Regions from separate parts of the Homo sapiens genome. Here all the other regions are linked to region 1. Evidence: chromatin loops called from intact Hi-C (ENCODE). Cell type or tissue: heart left ventricle. All regions are shown on one strand.

Region 1 (8,000 bases):
ATCTGGCCTTCTCTCAGGAAGGGCAGGCATTAAATGGCCCTTTGGTCTGGCTGAGTCATTTTCTAAGCAAGGCCTTTTCCTCACCTGTAATACAAAGATAATAAACCCCATTCATCTAATGTTAAGTATTCCCATAGAAAGGATCTAAAATAGGGCATGTGAAACTCAATTCATCAATGCTGCTTGCTGTTATAGAACATTCTAGACAAGAAAATCCAATGGTCCACTGCCCACTTTCCTGCTGCGGTTCCGTCAAACTGTGGCTAGAATCTCAACGGGAAGAGTAAACAGAACAAGTCTCAGAACGAAGAAATGCAAAAGCCCAGAGACAGACGGGTTCACCGAGTCCTTGTGCTCCTATGGGGTCTTGGTCTGCTGTCCACCCCGCGGGGGCAGGAAGACAACCCTGCAGCTGTGATTCTACAAAGATCACCTTTAAAATGGCAGAGGAAATAGCAGCTAAAGTCAGAGATGTTCTTTGGGTTCAGGAGGAGAGTGTAAGGTGGAAAGTGGAAGAGAGAGAGACAGAGACAGAAGCAGAAGAGAGAGAGAGGCATAGAGCGAGAGGGAAAGATGGATACAGAGAGAAGAGAGAGGAAGAGAGATAGGAGAGCAAGAGGGGGTTAGAAAGATGGAGAAAAAGAGAAAGAGAAAGAAAGAGAGACAGACAAAGACAAAAAGAGAAAGAAAGGGAGAGAGAGAGAGGGATACAGAGAGAAAGATAGAGAGAGAGAGGAGAAAGAGCTGGGCATGGAGGAAGAGAGAGAGAGAGGAAAAAGGAGGTAGGAAGGGAGTCAGCTCCAAAGGAGAGGGCCTGAAAATCTCTGTTTCCCATTACCTAGCTTCTCTCATCACTTTTCCTGGGAGCTGTGAACCAGGAAGGAAGTAGGGAGGAGTCGCAGGATAGGGTAATTGACAGCCGGCCTCTGGCATGTACCCTGTTGGTCACCCTGTGACCCTGGGTGATGATCTAGCCTCAGTGGCTGGGTCTCCTCATCTGTAAAATGTGGACAACAATGCCTCATTCATACAGTTTCTCTGAGATTAAAGGAGATGTCCCAAAAAGAGCTGCCCAGTTTATAGACCTGAGCTGATCCTCGTCCCAGCTGGGAAATAGGAGGGAACGGACTTCACAGACAATGAAAGAAGCCAAGTGATCCTTGCTGAGGAGCAGGTGGTGGCCTGGAATCTAGATCTGTGCACTTCCCAGAAATGTGCTGGGGGCCCTGATTCCAGTGCAGGAAAATCAGACGCTAAAGGGGCTGTGAGAAGTGGAGAGCGGCTATTGGCCCCTCAAGGTTATGTTGAAAGCTTCTTATGAAGGAGAAGAAAACACACGAAGCTCCAGGAGTGAAGCAACTCATTCCCAGATGTGCTCACAGAGAACAGTGGTGTCTGCTTCTTTGCCAGCCATGTGACCTAAAAGATTGGTGACTCTTACAAACATGCACCATATCTCTTCCAGAATGCTTCCAATTGTGAAATCCAATCCGCTTACGATCTGCTTGCTTAAAAAACCAGCTGGAGAGGAACCTACCCATCTTCCTGCTGTACAGACAAGCCCAAGATTGCTGATCCACCCCCCAGAGATTTTATTTAAAAATGTTTGAATCACTTTTATCAAAAGTCAAGGAGACACCATCAACCATTGCATTTTTGTCTTAGAAACCTAACTGCAGGAGGATAAATTTGTGACATTTATGAAAAATGATTTTATAGTAGACAGGTATGAAACTTGAAGGAAATCTTGTCCTGAAGCTAAATCTGTGGTATTTATTTTAATAAATGACTTGCTCAATGAGTGAACAAAGAAGCAAACGTCAAACATACCTTCCAGGGTCCAGGAGTGAGCACTGTGAGCCCTCCCTGAGCTTCCCTAGCCACCCTTGCCTGACCTCCATCATCAGTTCCCCCAGGCCCACTGAAATCAGCTCATCTGCTCATTGACTGATCTTCTCCAAGGGCTTCTGGAAGGCAGGCCTGTAGCTAGTTCATGTTCTAGACCAAGTATTTGATATTCTAATTATTCAGCATCTCTGCACATGCCACTCAGGTGATCCTTAGAGCTAGGAATAGATTCAGGGTTACATTATATTGCCTTTTTTGACCCCAAATCTTGGAACTGGGACAAAACAAAAGTTTCTGACTTCAAGCCTGGATTCCTCACGCTTTCAAAGCATCCACATCTGAACAGCGTAGGAATCAACATTTCATAGAAGAGAAACAATTAACATAAGAAAAACTAGCCAACTTCTCCAGCAAGCAAAATAACCAGTGAAAGTAACAATTGCTCTTCATTTTTAAACACCAAATTAGCAAAGATTTTAAAAGTGAAAATATTTCCAAATGAAAGGGCATGTAGTTAAAGAGACATTTTCGAACATTGCCATGATCAATTCTAAATTTTTCTCAGTAAATCAATTTGGCAAAATACAACTTAATACCATGTTTTATTAGGTGCTTATACATATGAAATGTTTATTTCTTTAAAATTCAAACGGTAGTGCCCAGTAAATTTGATAAAAGGATGCCTGCTTTCCTTTGTTGTACTTCACCTAGTATTTGGTAAACTCTCGCCACAAGTAGACAGAGAGCATAACCTGAGTGGGGCCATGGACTCCACTAGGATGACAAGGACCCTTAATATCATGTCACAAAATTAATGAACTCTCAAATAGAATCCACGCAGACAGCTTAGTCTGCAAATGGCACGCCAGGCTAAACCTCTCACCCGGCTCATCCATGTGGGTTGGTAAGAGTCTAAAGCCAGAAGTGAGGACCAGGGGAAGAAAGGAGAGGAAATAAAAGGTGACCACCTTCCCGGAGAAAGAGCCCTCTAAGCACATTCTTGTGCTCCTGTTGGTGCTGTTTATTATCTCTTCCTCAAAAATCCTCTGCTTGTTTCCTGGTTAAATGCATTCCTTGGCAGGGAGGCCTCCCCACTTCTTCCTGGTCTAATTGACTCCATAGTCCTATCTCTCTCCATCTCTCTCTACAGTTGTATTTCCTCTTTCTACTAAAACACATGCCAGCTATTGGCAAAGAATAATACTATGAGTAGCAATAGTAGCAGTAGCAGCATCAGCAGTAGTAGTAATAGCAGTAGGAACAATGGCAGTATTAGCAGCAGCAGTAGTAGTAATAGTGATAGTGATGGTAGCGTCAGCAGCCATAGCTGTAGTAGCAGTGGCAGTAGTAGCAGTGATATTAGTGCTAGCATTAGTAGCAGCATTAGTAGCAATAGCACTAGTAGTAGTTGTGGTGGCAGTGGCAGTATTAGCTGCAGTAGCAGTAGTATTAGCAGTAGCAATAGTAGGAGCAGGAATGGCAATAGCAGAAGCAGCAGTTCTAGTAGTACTGGTGGTAGCAGGAGCAGGAACAGCAGCACTATTAGTGGTAGCATTAGCAGCAGCAATAGCAATAGTATTACAGTAGTGATAGCGGCAGTATTAGTAGTACTAGTAGCAGTGGTGGTATTAGCAGCAATAGTAGCACTGGTAGGTAACAGTAACAGTAGTAGCAGGAGCAACAAGGCTCACAGTAACAGTAGCAGGAGCAGCCATAGTGGGAGTAATAGGGGTTTGATAAATGTGGCCTATTTGATCACCAATCAGAGCTATGTAATATAATGCTATAATGTTGATGATAATGTTTCACGTTTATGAATCCTCAGCAAGTACCAGGAATTTGTCCCACATGAAGTCATTTCATTCTCATAAAAACCCTGGAGGGAGTTGCTGTTATTGTGACTATTTTACAGAAGAGTAAAGCAAGCTTTCAGAGGTTAAGCCCCTTCCCCAAGGTTACACAGCTAGCATATGGCCTCCTCCAACCAGAGAGAAGGCCTGTGTGGGGTCCTGCTTGGTGCTGCGCATGTCCACACCAGCCTGTCTTCTGAATGGGCATCTGCAGGGAGGGGTGTGGATATCGCAGTATGAAATGTCTTGCTGGACAATTCCCAGGTATTCCCTGGTCAAGGCCTCTTGCCTGATGGAATGGATTATCTGGGGTCAAGGAGCCACATTTGCAGCCTCTGCAAGGTGATTCTGCCTTGGCAGGCCTGTTTCCAAGCACTCTGTGTGATTCTTATGATGTCTGAGGCTGGAGACACCAGGCCAACAAAGGTTCCCGAAGTCGAGCAAGAACTGGAGTCCCCCGTGGGCTTGCTAGAACTCACACTGCAGGGCCCATCCAGGGTTGACAACTCCGTAGGTAAAGGCCCAGCTGAGAATGTGCATTTCTAACAGTTCCCGGGTGATGTTGTGCTGCTGGTCCAGGGACACTGTGAAGCCAGCTTCTTGGAAGAATGCCCTCCTCACATCTCAAGTACTCACAGTCTCTTGGCCTAACATTCGTGTTTCATTCTAAGGACCGGCACACCAAGAGGACAACAGACTTACTGTGAGAATGACATGTGATAGATTGTCATGAGTAATACTTGTTTGTTCTGGGTGTCTATAAACAGGACTGGGGTCCTATGTGATTCACTGTGCACAAGGCTGGCCCCCTCCCCATCACCCATGGGCCTGTACCATCTCTGAGTATGAGAATGTAATTGAGAAACTCTGACCTATAAATAAAAATCACAAGTCTATCTCCTGACCTTGACCTCACCTCCATCCTCCCTCACCCTTTCCACACAGCAGCATCGCCTGGTCTGACTACAGAACAGTAGCCTAGTAGCAGGCGTGGATCCGTGCCCTTGCTCTGGGGAATGCCTTCCTTCCTCGCAGCCCGAACCTCGTCCCTTCTAGCCCGTTAGTCAGCAGCCAGCGGCTTGAGAACATTGCGTACCCAGTCCCAGGAGAGCTCTGACCGCCAGCCGGTGCTTCCTACTGTTTACATGGCTCTGTCCCTCATGGGGCTGTGTGTTCTTGAAAATAGTAACTGGGTCATATTCTCTAAAACTTTAGCACAAAAACAATGGTAGTAGACTTTCTATAAACATGCATTGAATTAATGTTTTTCATGTTTTTAATTTTTAAAAAATAACACACATGTGACTGATGGCTTTAAACATTTAAGACTTCTTTCCTAACCAATCAGCATACATTTTCCGCCAGCAGATAAGGAGCCATGGAAGGCACTTTGTTCTTACTTGTGCTGTGTTTATCAGGGAGCTGAAAGATACACTCCATGTCTGATCTTAGAAACGTCTGTTTTCTGAAATGTGTGTAGAGGCCCTTCCCTTTGCAAGGAAGCATCTCTCTTTTTTTCCTCTTTCAAAGATAACATAACTAGGCAAGCTATTATTAATTATGACAGTTAATGTTGCCCTGTTTTGACTAGTGATTTATATTTTACAGAATGTATTTATGTTAGCTGCTGCATTTTAACTTTATAGCAGTGCAGCCAGATACCTATTAACAGTATGTTTATTTTACAGATTAGAAAACTGAAACTAAGTCAAGTGGCTGCCAAAAGAAAAAGAAACGTGGTTTCCAACTGAGGTCTGTAATTCCAAAGTCAAGATTTTATTTTAATCTAACTCTATTGGAAGCAAATAGCCAGTTGTCTTCTACTTCTAGAAGAATATGCTAGAAGGTATAAACTAGTATAACTTTCTTAAAACAGCTTCTGCAACCAGGGTATTTGGATAAAGCCCTTGGGAACAAGGGGAGCCTCAAGAGGCACTCAAGTCTGTGATTCTGAAATAGGAGGGAGATTGTGGGGTAGTCACCGAAGTCAAAAAGCTGATCCCCTAAAATCAAAATGACACCCGTTCTATCAAACTTCTCAGAAGATAATAACAATTTACTCATGTTTCTATATGTCTTCCCTAGCCCCTGTTTTGTGTTATTTTCTTCACTCCTGTATCTCCATGCCTTAGATGATTAGAGACATAAGAAGTACTCAATAAGTGTTTGTTTAATTAATAAATAAAATTCAAACTATCCTATTGAATAGGTCTTCTAATATAGACCATAATACTTTTTCCTGATATATTCAGTGAGTGGTTTGCCCATTTTAGTGGACACTTTAATGGCATGTAGGTCTCAGTTCATTAACACAATTCTTTCCTTAAATGCCTGTGCAATCAGGAGCTATGGAGAGAATGAATGGAATATATCCGTGTACAGGTGGAAGAGTCTACCAGTCCTGGCTGGCCCCACTTCTCTCAGGTTTTATCTACAGCTGTCATCAGCAGGATCTTCATGGGAACCATGACGAGGTCCAGCTATCCTCGTGCCTGTGAGAACCCTGGTGCCTTTTCAACCCTACAGCTAAAAGTGTTTCAGTAGCAGAATGGGATTCAAGAGGGTGAATCAGAACTGAAGCCCCTCTGTGGATGACCTCTGGAACCACACCTACAACTGACTAACAACCAGGACATGATCCTTTATGGCACAACTCTTATCATTTTTCCAAACTCTGCCTAGTCTTGGAGCATCGCCCATCAACCTGACAGCCAACTTCATTTAAAGACATAACCCTTGGCCAGGTGTGGTGGCTCATGCCTGTAATCCCAGCACTTTGGTAGTCTGAGGCAGGTGGATTACCTGAGTTCAGGAGTTCGAGACCAGCCTGGCCAACATGATGAAACCCTGTCTCTACTAAAAATACAAAAATTAGCAGGGCATGGTGGTGCGTGCCTGTAATCCCAGCTGCTTGGGAGGCTGAAGCAGGAGAATTGCTTGAGCTTGGGAGGTGGAGGTTGCAGTGAGCCAAGATCATGCCACTGCACTCCAGCCTGGCCGACAGAGTAAGACTCTGTCTCCAAAAAAAAAAAAAAGACATAACCTTTACATCTGCTGAACATTGTGGTCTCAGTTCTGAACCACTTGTTGAAACCTACACCTCATTCTGTACTTCAATTTGTACCTACTTCTCCTGACTTCTAATCTGGGGAACATATTTCTATCTAGTCCTGGCTCTGCACAACTTCCCCAAATGCAACTGTAGCTTTTTTTTCCTACAGTGTCTTTCTATGGTTTCAGCCTTCCTGAGAAATCAACCCAGCCCATCTTACTTGGTTTTTCTGACCTCCTAAGAAATGTTCCCACCAGACACTGCCTTATCTTACAAGCGTGGCCTGAGAGATGAGGACCATGGGATGGGTCATTTTGAAAAAGACAGAAAGAAAATGGGGATATATCTCATGAAACTCTAAGATGAAGTTATTCAATGATCTTTGAAGGAAGAAAAAATAGGCAAGGAAGGATAGAGAGATTTTGAACCAGATGCTGACACCAAGAAATATTAAGGAAGAGGGCCTTCAAAGTCAGGGGATGCCTTTCCTCTCCTCCTGCTGTGGTCTGCACTCCTCTCTGTTATGGCATCCATTGATCACTCTGTGCTGTAATTATCTACTTATTGATTGGCATTCCTCATCAGGCCATGAGATTTTTAAAGTCAGAGTCCATGTCTTAACTGTTTTTGTATGTATAATAATTGTAGCAGTGCCTGGCACATAGCAAATTCTCAGAATACTGACCGAATGAAGAAAAAGAAGAGCAATAAAATAAGAGTGTGTGGTTCATCAAATACTGTAGAGCTGACTATCATGAGCATACTTCAATGGGGACCACTTTTCACATTGCTTAGTTTCTCACATCATTACTTACGTATTTCTCTCCAATGAATACCAATTATTTCCAAAGTAGGAAACATGAACTATTAGAGCTACGGAGCGTCTATACTAATTCTCTCTTTCTGTGAGTGAGTCTTTGCAGAGACAGACTGAAGCTGACAGCTGCTCTGAAGCTATTTGGAGCTCTCCTGTCTCCCAATCAATCTCAGTGGTGCTGCAACACTGCTCAAACCCTGGGAGGAAATCAAAGAGCATCCTGCTTCTTGCAACAGGGCCTTACTCTTTAAGTCTGACCCTGTGTTCATTCCATTCACATAAATCTAGCAATAAAATATCATGCACAGGATGTGGTATAGGTGGTTTGTTGGGCTCCAGAAAACTTTGATTGATTGGTTTAAAATAAATTAGTTCTGAGAATGGCTTATTTTTGTTTTCTCTGAGCCCTTGCACTCCCCATCTTTCTGCTCTC
Region 2 (8,000 bases), 440 kb after region 1:
TTTGTGTTGTCTCTGCATTTGTTCATATCCCAGGATATACCGCTACACACCTCCAGGTATGTCATCCTAGGAAACAAACGGGCTCAAGCCATTTCCAAACCTTCAACACCCCAAGGCAATTAAAACAAGACAAAACGAAGTCCCTGGTAACTTCTGCATGGTACAGGGCCGGTTGTTTCCAGCATGGTTCACAAGCCCTTAACATATGACCACAGTATTGCTACCTTACACACCTCCGCTTTCCCCCTGGCCTCAAAATTTTTGGTTCTAACTTCTTGCCCTTCACCAAGTACTGTGTCATTTTTCACGTGCCTAAGTCCTTACATGCGCTCTTTTCTCTGCCTAGATTGTCCTTCCCCTTATATTGTGCTCAAGAAATAACAAAATGCATGAATGAGTCAGAGCACAGGGTATCTAAGAGCTTCCCCAATAGTTGGCTCCAGGCTTCCTACGTGTGCCCATTGGAGGCCAACCATACATCATTCTGCAGAACTCACACACTGTGTGCTACTTCCCCTGACTTGCTGTGTCATCCATCCCTGCTGGACCCTGAAGTACAGAAGGGCCACCAATCTTTAATCAAACACATATATTGAAATGTGCTCCTGTTTATTAATGGGAGAGCTTTGATTCTGATGATGGGCTCTGACTTGTATCAGCTGGACGAGCTTAGGCTAGTTGCCTAACAATATCTGCCTTCATGTTCTCCTCTATGAACCAGGAACAATAACACACCTGGCAAAGGGCTGTAGTGAGGATTGATATTTGTAAATACTTAGCACTGTCTGTCATAAAGAAACTCTTCCATGAGTGAGTGATCAAAGGGTATGGCCCTGGGGTTAGAGCACAATTGAACTAACTGGAGGCCCTACTGCTTAGTGACTGGATAAACTTGTCAAAGTAAACCATTTAAGCCTCAGTTTCCCCACCTATTAAATAGGAGTGAGGTGGTTGCATTTTCCTTGGGATTATGCATATTAGACACATAGCACTTACAAGGTACTTTGAGTGGAAGCTAACATGCAACAATAATAGCAGCTGCAGCATGCACCATGCTTATCAGCATAGGAGCTGCTCCATGCAGTCTCACTTCAGTCTGTGCTCAGGAATGCTTACTCTTAGTAGCACCAATTCTGCTGTCATCACCGTCATTGTCATCATTATTCCTTTCCTAATCATCGTCACTGTCATCAGCAGCAGCATCATTATCACCATTGCCATCATCATCTTCATCATCATCGTTGTCATCGTCAACATCAACATCCTCATCATCACACATTCACCCTGACTCCTCAGTCTTCTCATCTTCGTTCCTCACCTCATTACTACACTTTGGTAATGTGTGGTAGGCCCCAGAGAATCCAGCCTTGGCCCCTCCAGCCGTGATAAGCACAGTTTGAAGGATCCTGGCCACTCTGCACCACAATTTATGACACCATTCCTTCGAATCAGGATAGGTGGTTGGGCTCGTCACATCTAGCTCACTCTCCTCTAATTCTCCCACAAAATACTAGTCTTATGAGATGCTTTAAAAATTAAAAAATAATACCCTTTGGACATAGTATGAACTATATATTATATCTTTTCCTTGAGATATGTTAATTCCTTTTAGCATATTAAAGGACTGGAGAAATCCCACAGTAAAGAAATATATTTAACTAGTTAATCTATTTAACTGAAATAAAACAAATAACCTTTATCATCAATGATTTCCTAAACCGACTATGAACCTTTCCCCGTGTTTGTGTACATGTGTGTAAAATGCAACAAGAAGGGCTGTGTGCATGCTCTCCCCTTTCTATGTAGACATATGTGTGTGTGTGCATATGTGTGGGGTGCTTCATGCCTTTTTTCTCAGTGTGTGCATGCATGTAATTATGTACTAAGACATACCGAGTGTGTGCCACGTGCTTTCTTTCTGTACATGTGCATGCACATATATACATGTGCTAAGCCATGGGAAGGAGGTATTACACGCCTTTTTCGTTCTGTGCAGTCATGTGGGTGTGTGTAAGTGCATGTGTGCTATACTCCATGCCGTTTGCTTTATAACATTTCTTCCACCCTCACCTCTTTGCCTTCTGTGCTTAGAGTTTCTTTCTTGTTTCAAATGGTTGAATATCAATGTTTCTGTTCTTTCTGACTCTTTCCATCTTTTTCTTCTATTCTATTAGCAAAAGAAAAGTTACCACAAGGGATGGGAACAAGAAAGATAACATTGTGTGCCAAATTGTTTTCCTGCTCTGTTTTTACTCTGTGGGCTCATCTGGATGTCAGTTTTGTTGTTGAACTCATAGGGTTAATTACCTTCCCCTGTCCCTCTTATCTCTTTAAAATCTCCTGAAATCTTTCCATTCTTGGAAAATGCACACACACACATACACGCACTCACTCTTACTCACATACATGTCCTTAGATGTCATGTCCATGGGCCCCAGGTTAAGTGAGATGCTTCACAAGTACAGCGGCTGCCACATTGGTCCCTGAATCCTCAATGCCAGCACAGGGCCAGGCAGACAGTAGGTGAATGTGGAATGAATATGTGAATTAATCAGGAGGGCCAGTGGGGGTCCATTTATCTTTAAGATCATGTGTTGTGTTACTTGGTCAGCAACATGTTTAGGTGGAAAAAGTTAATCTGCTTCAGGTTTCTTGAAACATCCAGGAATACTTTCCCTCAGTCTCTTTTAAAAATGTTTGTTATTATTCACATAAATTCATCCTGCTTCTTTTAATAATTCAGGCTTCTACCACCTAAGGTCAGTATGTACAGTTGCATAGGCTGTGCACTGTTTTTGTTCAGGGTGTCTGGCCAAAGAGAGGAGAGAGAGCTAAAATTCAAGCTTCTTTGCTGGGGCAGGGTAGGTCTGCCTTGAGGAGGAAGCACCTGCCTGCAGTGCTGTGCTTCCCCAGGGGGATGCTTGCTGTAATCTGCACAAAGAAGCAGGGTGGATTCGCCGTGAGCCGCCTACAGGTTACGTAAATCCCTGGGCTACCGTTCTCCAAACTCTAGGTCAAGTTGAGGAAGATGGACACATGCCACCTTTTCATTATGACTTGCTGCGTAGATCAGAATGGGAAAATATTCTGGAAAGAACATCAGCAACAGACACTAGATTTAAGTAGACTATTTCAATCTCCTTTGGTGCTTTCCTACCTGAGCACAGAGTGGGTGAGATGTGGATTTGTGTTGAGGACAGAGAGCCTGAGAGCAATGAAAAGGAAATCAGGAACAGAGGCTGAGCCAGCCACGGGTGGCCCCAGGGGACATCATCATGAACATGAAGCTTTCTGGAAGGCTAGAAGTCGCACTCAGTGGGTGTTTGGGTCTTTATTGCACATCTGTAGTTCCAACCCTTTTCCCTCCCAGGAACTCATGGTGTCCTGTAGTTCTTGTTTACTTTTTCCAAGTGAGAAATCATTCTGCCTTTCTGCCTGCTAACTCCTTTCCTGATGTGAAAGCTCTTTCCCCAATATCAGATTCTCGCTGGCCTTTGTCTTAAAGCAGCCACCATGGAGAACAGGTAGGAACTCGGCTCCCATTCACATGGCCCCTAGCCTCAAAGAAGTAAATTATATCTGTGGGAATCCCTGCTCAGGAGCCCTGCTGACCACACATCTCGCATCTCAGGGCTCTGTTGTGGAAAGGTCCCTCGCAGGCATGACCCACCAAGAATGTTGCCTTTGTTAATTACACCAGTTAACATTGTTAAATGTTTACCATGCCCCAGGCATTGAAATGGGCATTTTACCTTCATTCTTTCATTTGTCACCACAACCCTCTCAGAAGTTACTTAGCATCAGTCTACCTCAGCTTTCTCTTTTATAAAAGAAGAAAACAACACCTGTATTGTGTGGCAAGATTGCTATGATAATAAGAACACCACATTAAAAATACCCAGCAGGGCACCTGGGGTGCACCCAGCTCTCAGCGAGCTGTAGGAACTTCTTTGCTATGACTGGGGCCCTCTGTAAAGTCACATAAGAACAAAATGCAGACATCTGGGCTATATTCAAACAACAGCAAAAGATTGTTCAACATTGGAAGAGCTGGGTTTAGGTGATTTTTTGATATTTTCCTCTTGTGGCCAAATCATATTTGCTGGGTTAATTTTCAAAACTTAGAACAAATTGTCATCTAGTAACTTTTAATGATCTCAGCTTGAGTGTGTTTCCTGCTGTTAGTTCACTCGGAATGTTCTGGGCTGTGTATCAAATGCATTCTCATTGTGTGGTTGCCAGAGAGGAAAAATGCCCATTGTCTTGGCTGTGGCTATTTTTATTTAAATTGCAGTCCAACTTTTAGAAAGTCTTAAGGGTCATAAATGTGAAATGGTGGACAAAGTGCTTTTGAAAAAAAATACATTGTTTTTATTTAAAACAAAAAGTAATGCATGCTCATAAGAGCAAATTTAGGAGACACATAGTATAAAAGAAAAAAAATTAGTTCCATATAGGCCTTTTTCTAAACACAACCACTATTAACTTTTTGGTGAGTTTTTTAATGCAGTTATATAGACAGATATATAGATAGACAACCGATATACAAACAGATTAGATATATATATATATGTGCATGGGTATATGCATATAAATGACAATATATCTCTGGGTAGCTAGTTAGTTATAAATTACTTGCTATGTATAACTGGGGATATGCATATACGTGTGTTGTCAGTGTCATCTGTGTATATATGCTCCTTACAGAAGGTAGTTAGGCATGAGAAGGGCAGGAGAGGCCCCCCACCACCACCCACCAGGAATGTCAGGTGATAGGCGGTTGTTAAACTATCTTTCTAAAATCATAATTGGCCGAAGCCAATGCTCTGTGGTTGTTAAAACTGTTTCTCTAAAATAACAATTGGTCGAAGCCAATGCCAGGGAAAGGCAGTCTCCTAATAGATAGAAAACACCTGAAACAGGTGATCAGCAGCTTCCCGATAAGATCTCAGGAGTTGGGCGAGCGTGCTCAAGCATGTGCATTAAGAGGCAGAATGGCAGACTTTAACTGGAATATGACCTTCCTCTGGGAACTCTCGACTGGTGAGGGAAAGACGCCTCAAGTGAGCATGTGCATAACTTCAGTAAACACACTGCACATGCGCCCCCTCCCAAGTGCTGGCAGGCCACTGCACGTGCAGACAGTCCACGCAGGGGAAGAATCAGGGGAGAAGTAATGCAACCCCAGAAGAATTGCTAACATATAAGACCCCAAGTCAAAGGTCAAACCATGCTTTTAAATCTCTCAAGTCATCCACTTGGCCCTCTTCCAAGGGTACTTCCTTCCGTTCCAGCTCTAAAACTTTTTAGTAAACTTTCACTCTTGCTCTAAAACTTGCCTGGGTCTCTAACTCTGCCTTATGCCCCTTAAGTTGAATTCTTTTTTCTGAGGAGGCAAGAATTGAGATTGCTGCAGACTCATACAGATTCGCAACTGCTAACATGCACACACACACAAATATAAATAATATAAATGACTGGATGTTTGGAGATAGAGACGTAGAGCTAGATGTGTTGAATTACCTTATGAACCTATGTTTTTAAACCTAAAGTTCTAGCAAAAGCATTATTTTATATATTATAATGCTTTTCACGATTGTCATTTCAACATCTGCAATAATAAATGCAATACCCAAAATAATAATATTTCATAGTTTGGAAAAATCACAATTCCAATGACACCTTTTTCTACAATTGGAACTTGAAGTATTTCTCTGGCCAATATTTCTTTAAAGTGCAGAAATAACATCTCTTGCACAAAGGTTTTTAAACTATTTCTTCTTTAGTACCTAAGTTGCTGGATGAAAGAACATGGTCACTTTGGGGGATCCTAGATACATCATAATAAACACTGATTAATCATTGATTTCATTGTTTCTAATATTGTTTGACTATTCTCGTCAGTACACTGACACTTCATTTCCTGCATTCTCCCAAATGCAATTCCTATAATTTTCAAATGAGAATGCTTTTGTGTTTACAATATTAATATATATTCAGTAGGGTTTAAATGCATTAAAGTAGAGTCAAGCAGTCGAGAAAGATTTACTGATAATCTATGTCATGCAAGCCACTTTGCACCTTAAGAAAGAATTCAAGGAAGTGTTGCAGACATACCTCTTCCACTCAAGATTACGGTCTTGTGAGAAGTTTGCCACATAGCCATACCCCATGACGGAAGGGCATTCACAGTACTTACCAGCATCACAGTCTCTTCAAGTTTTCAGAGTCAGAGAATATTCCCTGAAAGACCCCAAACCCAAATGGTGGGTTTTCAAAGACTGGAGAATGTGACAAGAAAAATTGCCTACAGAAGTTCATGGAGAGCGACCATGAACTTCATGAGGAGTGACCTCATGAGCTGAGGATTGACAGGAAGGTTTAAACAGCAATGGATGAGGACAGGTGGCCGAGGGATCAGCACACCCAGGAAGGGTGTAGACTCTATCATTTGGGCTGCAGGGAAGGATGGGGAGCAGCATCTTGAGGGGCTTCCTGAGGGTACTGGGAGCCTGAGAACTTCTGTGGGGCTGCGATGTCAGGGGACTGTCAGAGCAGGAGCTACAGAACAGGCTTTAGCTCAAAGAGCACCACTGGTCATAGTCCACAAGTCCCCAGTTAGGAACATGGAGGGAGGAACCAGTGTGGTAAGTGACACATCCAGGACAGGAGGAAAGAGAAGGCTAGAGAGGCAAAGTGTAGAGCACAAGGGAGTTGAGCTTCCCTGGGCCGCAGCATGAGGAGGCATCCAGCATGGGTCCCAACATGGACATGCCAGAACACAGTCCACCGGCAGATGATCTGGTGAGTTTCCTGAAGTGATTTTCCCTCACAGACTTAACTACAGGGTATTTAAGAACTCACAGAAACTCTTGGCCTCCTGCTTCCCTGTTACCAGCTGAGCCCTGAATCACTGGGCTCATGAACCTGCTTGGTCAGAATCACATCTGGGTGATGCAGAACAGCAGTCCCCAACCCGGAAAATTAGACCTTAGCCTCTTTAGTCACTGCATTGCAAGCCATCCTACAGGCCACCCCTGTTTGTCCAGAACGAGCAGGTCCCTGGTGTGGAGGACTTGGAGGACTGACCTGTCCTGAGCACCATTACCAGGATGAGGTGGCTGTATCCCCAGTTTCTCATCTAGGTAAATGGACTATGGGACTTACTATACAGGGTTATGGTGAGCATTAAAGCATAGAAGGTTTGAAGTGGCTCAGAGTGGAGCTAAATGGAAGTCCATTCCTTTCTTTATCTTTCACAGAAATCTGTTGTTATTTTAGTCATAGCAGCAAGGAATAAAAGCATCTTTTTTCCCACCCTGTCTGGGAAGAAAAATTAAATGTGGCTGAAGAAAAGAGGCCAAGAGTGGATAACTAAAATGATTGTCACAGTTACTTCTTTCCTGAGCAATTCTCCTAGTTCTGCTTAGGAAGTTAATTGTATCCCAACCACCTAAAAACCTCTTGCATATTCAAGTTGCAACAAGGTTGCCGTAAGCAACATGTTTTTTGAGACTGTCAAGTGTGTGACCCATTGGCCACTAGGATTCTCAAAGAGCTTGTTGGAGACACCAGAGGGATGGCAGGAGAGGCTGCTGCAATCTACATCTGAGTGCATAGAAGAGTTCAGTAGAGTCACTCCCTAACTGCAACAAGGAAACCAGAGAGCATGCATTATTCGTGGGAGAATATGAATACAGTTGTAGGAGGAGTCACAGCAATGTAAAATATTTGTGAATGATAAAGGAGTCACTTTGAGTTATTCCCAGGACAAAGCAAGTTTTCTTCCTATCCAAATCCTGTCAGATGTGCCCCATCCTCTGGTGTTGGTGCCCGCCTGGACCTAAGGTGCATTACGCTGATGCCACCTGTGCACTTTCTTCTTCACTGGACCTACGGTAGAAAGGCTGTGCTTGTCCACTGATGTGCCCTCCAGGCCACGCACCCTGCACTCTTCCAAAGACGGGTCCCATGAATCTTTGTTGAGAGAAGGAGCAAAC
Region 3 (8,000 bases), 150 kb after region 1:
CTGAATTCCCGAAGTGGAGTTTATTACAAAGAGCATTCATTTAGACGAGAAGTACTTGTATACAATTTTGTATGGTTTCCGTGGAAAAAGTGAATAGAACTGTGTTGCAGTATTGTGGTTTTAAGGCCTAAATTGACAATCAGCCTTTGTGAATTTGCATGAAAATTTATGCCCACATGACATCTTTTCTACTAAAGAAAGCTTTTGTTTTTCACACTTAGTACTGAACCTGGAAAGCTAATATCCATGTGGATAATCCCAAAGGAGCTGGTGTGTTTAACTGTGTTGATTTTGTATGATCAGGAATGAATAAAAATAAAGCATGTTAGAATTTCAGAGATGGAGAGGAACTTATGGTCTCCTACTTACCTTGCATTCTTGGCATTTGGGGCCCAGATCACCTAAAGACCCCCCTGCACTATCTAATTTCCTCTGCAACTCCATCTCATCCAGACACCCCCTCTTGGCTGTTGGTGTACCAGCACCCCCTTAAGAGCCCCCTGCTTCAGGGTCTTTGCCCTCACTTCTATCTTCTCCTGAATCACGTTTACTTCTCCTCCCAGATGGCTGCTCAAATGTCAACCTAGAAATAAAAACACCTCTAACCACCCTGAAAAAACAGCCACCACCTCAGGCTCAGCACTTCCTGCACTTAAGCCTGTTTTTCTTTTTGCCAAAGCTTTCACTGTTATCTGAAAAAATATATACATTTCCATGTTTAAAATGTATTATCTGACTCTCTTTGTTCTTTGCTGCATCTCTACACCCAAGAATAGTTCCTGGCACATTACTGACATTCATCAAATGTCTTTTGAATGACTAAATAAGTGAAGATGATGGGGTCCTCAGTATTCTGAACCCTAACAGAGTCATAGTTTCTCAAATTGACTTGTGCCTTTCCTGCAATTTCAATCCAAGCTAAAAGTTTAAAAGTGGCATAAGGGCTGCCCAGGTAATATGAATTCATCACATGAAGGAATATTATATCTTTGAAGGCAGTGACTATTGTATTTTACCTCCTTGAGTGAGAATACATCTGTCTCAAAGAAAAGAATCAAGTCTCATTAGGGAGATAGTGCTGGCCAAACCAATCAGAACCATCCTTTGGGAAAAGATGTTTTAGAACTGACTCTTCTTTGACCATCCCAATTTGAAATCTGTGTCTTTAGGGGCTTTTAACCACATTAAGTCATGACTGAGTGGTTAACTGTAGTGTCTTTGAGGCATAGGGATGGCAGGGATGAGGCAGGAGCCCTCCATCAGGAGTTTACATCTAGGGAAGACTTCTTTTCTTAATTGAACTACAAGAAGAACTCATATTTCTCATGCCTATTTTTCAACCCAAACATAAACAAATGGGAGAATATGGTGGGAGCAGGGTGTATCCCACACTCCACAGAGAAGGGTGAGGATCCAGTTGAGAAGGACATCCCTGCAGAAGGAACAGGAGACACCAACAAAAATGTGACGAGACTGTAAAGTCTCAATAAATATCCTGACTTTGCCCTCTCCCTCTGAGATGTAACAAGACTCTGTTGAAGTGGGAGTGTTAGGCCATTCTTGCTATAAATAAATACCTGAGACTGGGTAATTTATAAATAACAGGTTCAGTTGGCTCATAGTTCTGCAGGTTGTGTAGGAAGCATGGCACCGACATCTGGTCAGCTTCTGGGGAGGCCTCCAGGAGCTTATACTGATGGTGGAAGGCAAAGTAAGAGCAGGCATCGCTCACAGGGGAGGCACCACACTTTACAGCAATCAGATCTCATGGTAACTCACTCACTATCTGAGGACAGCACCAGACCATGAGGGATCACCCCCATGAGCCAAATACCTCCTACCGGGCCCCACCTCCAATACTGAGGATTATAATTCAACATGAGACTTGGGTGGGGACAAATACCAAACTGTATCAGTGGGTTTTCCTTCCTATGGTAAAAAAAAATCAGCTTCTTCTTATCCCCAGCTGTGGTGGTAATATTCTGGAAAGCCAGCCTTTAATAAGCGTGCAAAGGCTGTGTTTTTCCCTTGGTGGGTAGAGGCAAGGAAAGGAAAAAGACATGGGGCTAGCACACTGCCTGCCTGCTGTGGATCTGGAGCTAGCCTGGGCCCAGGGACCATGAGGGGAATGAGGACTATTTCTACCATAGAGGAGCATAAGGCCTTCTTAGGGAGAAAGATATGTAAACAACACTTAATGCAATGGAAGTCACATGAGAAAGGGGACTGTAGCTTGTGGAGGAGGCGAAGGAAGATTAGACAGACTGCAATTGGCCTCATTTTAGCAGATGAGGAGATAAAATAGGAGGGAAATAACAGTCTTTAGAGTGAAAGCAGAACTCTACAGAGCTGACACTAAGGCCTGCACCCTTCCCTGTGTCACATGGCATGAGACAAAACATTCATGCACGATGCAGTGGGGCATGGTCTGTGTTACTGTCGCCTGGCTCATGCTTTAAGACACAGACTCCTACTCCTGAGGAGGAATGTGTCCAAGGGAGTGCAGGGGCCCTGTGGAACAAGAGGAGGCTCGCTGGTCTCCCTTTGGCCTTGACTGATGTTGCTGAGAAGAGAGCCCCTTCACTCAGGCGTCTTCAGGGCTCCCGCAGCTGGGGCCTCGCTCTGTGTACTGTTCTGGAGATTGCTGAGGCTAAATATTACTGCAGCTGGGAACACTCAGGAAGCTTGTTCCCTTACAAATGGCAATCTTTACTCAGGTACCTGAGGAGCAAAATGGCAATCCGTGTAGCATAATGCAGAGAGAGTCCACAGGATTCTCCTGCTCTCTGGAATACCACCCCAGAACACGTCCTCCCTTGTGCTTTCTCCCATGCCCATCAGACTTGGCTGTGGGCACAAGGGAAGGAGGAGTCAGGATGGGAACCAGAGCTGTCATGGGAAGACAGCACAGGCCACGCAGCACCAGGTAAACTGGATAAATTGGAAGACGGTAGTGAATCTGCAGCCACACGATGAAGAGTTTTAAAGGGGATGAAAAGGAGACACAGGTGGAGCATATTTCCACTGAGCACAGAAAAAGAGAACAGTAATTTCCTTTACATGTCTATTTGGAAATCATTGAGTATTTATAATATATGAGAAAGAGGTTGGAATACACTCAAGAGTACATTAAAAAATATAAAACCTGATTCTTTTTTGCAAAGGATTTACAACCCCAATAATTAACCATGATGCATTGCATGTAAAATGCCAAAAAAGTGATACAAAATATTCTACAAAGGAGGAAGACGTGTTGAAATTTGTTAAGCATCTGTTAGAGCTGTCACTTAGTATGAGCAAGTTAATTTAATCTTTACGCAACCTTAGATTATAGGTGTAATGAATATTATTTTGCAGATTAGGTAATCATGTCCCAGAAATGTCAAGTAAGTTACCAATGTCACTCAGCTAGCCCGTGGAAGAGGTAGGCTTCCCACTCTCCCTAGAGCAATTGCTCTTTCTCTTGGAAAGAAAAGTCTCCTGCATCTAAGTCAAAGCACGGGAGTTAATCATGCAGCTGATTTTAGAATCACAGGCTCCCTAAGTCAGTGTGGGTCATCTGCTTAAGACCCTGGTCATCTAACAGAGAGACATCCACGCAGGAGTGAAGGCCATGGCCTACAGTAGATTTTGTAATGAGAAGTCACTCAAGCCTGAATGATGACAGAAATCACAGAGAGGAAATGGAATACACTGTTGAGATGCTAAGTCCCAAAGAGGTCAGTCATGCCTGGTGAAGTAAGTTTTGAGAGTGAATTGGTATGTGGGAAACATGTGGTGAAGACAAGGGGTTGAAAGCTGAGGCTTGAGTAAGGCCAAATGGATTCAGTGCTGAAGGCCCACATTTTGATTATGTTGGCTGTACAGCACCATGACTCAGTTATCTGTTTTTTTTTTTTTTAGATGGAGTCTCACTCTGTCGCCAGGCTGGAGGGCAGTGGCACGAGCTCAGCTCACTGCAACCTCCGCCTCCGGGTTCAAGCGATTCTCCTGTCTCAGCATCCTGAGTAGCTGGGACTACAGGCATGTGCCACCACGCCCAGCTAATTTTTGTGTTTTTAGTAGAGATGGGGGTTTCATCATGTTGGTCAGGATGGTCTCGATCTCTTGACCTCGTGATCCGCCTGCCTCGGCCTCCCCAAAGTGCTGGGATTACAGGTGTGAGCCACTGTGCCCAGCTGACTCAGTTATCTTTTTAAAGCACCTCTGCATGCTGGATCAACCTGTGAGATGCATCTGCAGAACATCTTGAACGTGCCTGACTCAGAGTCTCTTGGAAGATGTCCAATGCTGAAACCTTGCTTGATCCAAGGCAGCATGGTTCATATTCTTATATAGTATAATTATAATGATTATATTTTAAATTAAATTCATTTGGGATAAAAAAGGTAAACTAAAAGATATGTGTTGGGAGGTAATAAATCTCCAAATACATTGTTGTCCCTAGATTCAGTATTGAATAACTTTGATTTTATATGCTTTTAAAATGTACTGAAACCTCTTAATAATTGCTGGTTTTTCCAACGAGAGGCTTGATGTCAAAAATAAGCCGGGAATACCTAGTGTTCCAGCTCCATATTCTACCCTGCACATAAAAATAGGCTTTTGAAGTCCAGCAGAGCCAGGTAAAGGGAAAAGATGTTGCAAATAGACTCTCAAGTCATCTACTCTGACTCCACCAAAACCCACAAGTGAAGCAATGATTTATGATCTGACTCACAATTGAAGAGTCTGCACAGAAAGAAAAAAAAAACAAAAACAAATTAATAACCATAAAGAGGAAGTGCATATTTCCTACACTTCATTATTTTTTCTTTTTATCTACCATCCCATCAAGCCTGGCAGTGATCGAGCAGGGTGAAATCATTGTTTCTTTTTTATAAATCAACATGGGTAATGTTTGAGTGCAGAAAGATCTGGTATTTCACTATTTATGGGTGCATAGCTCTGTCTGTACTCACAGTTCCAACAGCACGTTCACTTACTTTTAACTTCTGACTCAAAGTAACCCTGCAGAATCTGTATTCTTATCCCACTTTGCAAATTAGGAAAATGAGCCTCACATTGGTTTACACACACGTGACAATGAAACAATTATTGCTTGGGTGAGAAGGGCAGTGAATGCTATAATACGATAGTTTCCAAAAATTTCCAAGTTGGAAGCTTCTGGGATAGGCAAACGAGACAAAGTAAATACATTTTCTTGTAGTTAGGATATAAGGTTCTGAAATCAGACAGTCTGGATTCAAAACCCAGTGCTGCTGCCTTACCCATTTTCTCTAAGTTCCAGTTTCTTCACCTGAAAAATAGGAATTGCGTAGTACCTTTAAAAATGTAGATATAATAATATGGCAAAATAATGGAAAGAATTATGTGAGGATAAAGCACAGGTGATAAAAAATTATTAAAGGAAATTTTACCTAGTATTTGATATTCTTTACACAGTTTAGTGATACAGAAATTATTTATTATTTCTCTTGTCAAGAGTGGGATTATAGATCAACAACTGGGAACACTAACTGTCCAGCAGAAGATGAAAAGTCAGAGTCCCTTGGGAGCCCTGACGCTACCAGAACTAACAGAGACAGGAGTGCTGATCAGATGTCAGAGACAGGAGTGCTGATCAGATGTCAGAATCTGGCCAGTGTAGTGAAACCATAAAAGATGCAGACATTTCCAAACACAAGCTGACACTGGGACCGAGAACCACCTCTTTCCTACAGCACCCAACCACTCTCCCAAGTCTGGGCATCAGACATTGCCATGGCTGGCTTCCCACCCAATCTTTAAGGTGCATTTCCATCTCTTCAGTTCAAATTAGCAGGAAATTCAAGAAGATGCTTGCAAGTCAAGGCAATGGATCCTTGGGGCAATGGGGACAGAGGAAGGGACTTGCATACGAGAGGCTAAACTGGGCTAAAAAGAAGAGTTCAAGAAGTGGATAGAGAGAATTTGGAAGTGGAGAAAAGAAGAGGTGACATGAGCAAAGGTACACAAGGCAGACTTTGACACCATGGTGCTGGCCTCACCGGGCCTCTATGGTGGTGTCCCCTCATAGGACTCAGGCAGGAAACATGACAGTGTAGGGAGAAAGACACAACAAACCCTTTTGTCTCCCCTCCTGCCTCTTGGGTTTCTCAGTGAAGATTCTGTTGGCAAGATAAAAAGGAATTACAACAATCAATCTTCTTTTGGTGTTTGTTTTTCTTCTCTCTCCTTTTGGGAGCATTGCTTTGTGTCTGGCTGTGAGTTCAGTCCACAGACACAGTAGGATTTTGAGTCATTCCCCTCAGGCTTTCATTCTGGCACTGGTAAATGCTACTCATGAGACAGTGGACCTTGCTTTTATCACCTTTAAAGGGAAATAACAATACATATCTCTTTCTGGGTTACTGGGAGGGATAAACTCTTGTGGAACACATTACTCAGATTGTGCTTCATAAAAGACACTTTCTAATCCTTGACATAGCTTGAGCCATAATCAAACATAGCACGGAATGGCAAATAGAGGCTCAATAAACATTTATTGGAGAAGAAAAGAAACATGAATAAACCAAATGAATAAAGTACATCAATTTGGGCTTAAATAGAGACACATCCTAAAGATAAGACTGTAAGGCAAGGATATAGGCCATGGATAAGACAAATGCCAAGCCCCTGTTTTCACTGGTAAACCAAGGCCAGCTGAAAGGACAGGACTACACAAAACACACAAGGCAAAATCCCTATGTCCCCACCACCCTGTCCTCAGTAAAGAAAGTTTCTTGGAAACATCTGAAATCTATGCGGAGCCACGGAAGAAACATAGCAAAAAAGAAAGAAATTACACTTGAGAAGGCTTTATCTAGTTAAATAAAATTACACTAAAATTTAAAAATAAATAAATAAATAAAGGATTCAAAACTCAAATTTAGAAGAAGGCTAGATTGTTGTTGTGTTGTTGTTGCTTTTTCTTCATCCAGAAGACAGAACCAGAGTCGCTGGATGGGATGACTTCATGCGCAAGACAGGAAGGAAGTGGGTCCCACAGACTCATGCCAAGAGTCTCGCAACCCCCTTAAGGGCAAACATTCCCAGCACACCAATCCTGTCACAGCCAGGCCAGCCAACCCTCATACTGAATCCCTCACCTTGAGAAAGTCTACTGTTTTGATGTAATCATCAAAGGCTAATGGAAAAGAATAATATTATTTCATAGTTTAAGAGTAAAGAAAGAGACATCTGGAATTAACTTTGAATGAGAAAGATACTTATCTCATAGGCTACATGGAGAAAAAAAGGGAGTAAAGCCCCCTGGGCAGTATTCAACATTGAGGACAGAACACTGAAAACATACATTATTTTAATCACTGAGGTGCAAAAAGAAAAAAAAAGAAAAAATGTGTTCTCTAAAAATCAGGCCTTTTTATCCACCACCGTTTCTGATTTGCATTGACCTATTTCCTTTTTAGAGGAAAATGGGCTGAAAAAAAATTTTAAAATAAGCTTTAGAACCAGACAAACACAGGTCAGATTCTGAGTTTTCACTGAAATAAGCTGGATGGTATCAGGCAAAGTGGTTCTAATTGTGGCCTTGAGTGTAAGATTGCCAGATAAAATACAGGGCACCCAGATCTCAGACAAGCAACAAATAATGTTTTAGTATAAGGATGTCCCCATTCTTATATAAGAATTATTTATTGTTTACCTAAAATTCAAATTTAACCAGGCAGTCTCTATTTTTATTTGTACATCTAGTGACACTCATCTTCGACAGTAGGAATAAAACTATTGACCTGCACTGTCATTTGGAGATTAATAGTGATAGAGATAAATCATGTAGCAGAGGGCCTGACATGTAGGAAATACTCCAAGCAGTAACCATTTAATACTTTTACTTTAATTTCATCCTGAATAAGAATCATGTGTTATAAAGCTGGATATCCCCATTTCAGTGCATGCTTTATTTGGATTCATTTTTATTAAATGTGAGGTGAAAAAATTTCATAGTAGAGGAAAGG

Evidence for each region. A loop is a pair of places that touch in the nucleus more often than their neighbours do. Peaks named below come from ENCODE experiments on the same cell type or tissue, not always from the same donor. Only the 100,000 strongest peaks of a DNase experiment are listed, where the experiment ranks them.
Region 2: a loop joins it to region 1, with 2.3 times the contacts of the local background. A loop is called at or near these places in 3 of 110 quality-filtered maps.
Region 3: it touches region 1 in a loop (2.5-fold over the local background); 8 of 110 quality-filtered maps call a loop at or near these places.

The regions. Positions count from the first base shown.
Region 1 is chr7:46,599,205-46,607,204 of GRCh38, forward strand. No RefSeq gene overlaps it. Among named protein-coding and RNA genes, the nearest start is that of IGFBP3, 680 kb to the left of the region's middle. In heart left ventricle, no CTCF peak of the experiment used is centred here; a DNase peak (open chromatin) is centred at 4,797; H3K27ac peaks cover 1,941 bases.
Region 2 is chr7:47,035,889-47,043,888 of GRCh38, forward strand. All of the region lies in intron 2 of LOC105375268 (a long non-coding RNA gene), which reads right to left. Among named protein-coding and RNA genes, the nearest start is that of SNORD151, 420 kb to the right of the region's middle. RefSeq lists an enhancer at 3,208-3,990. In heart left ventricle, no CTCF peak of the experiment used is centred here; a DNase peak (open chromatin) is centred at 3,250; H3K27ac peaks cover 2,517 bases.
Region 3 is chr7:46,748,280-46,756,279 of GRCh38, forward strand. No RefSeq gene overlaps it. Among named protein-coding and RNA genes, the nearest start is that of SNORD151, 710 kb to the right of the region's middle. In heart left ventricle, no CTCF peak of the experiment used is centred here; no DNase peak of the experiment used is centred here.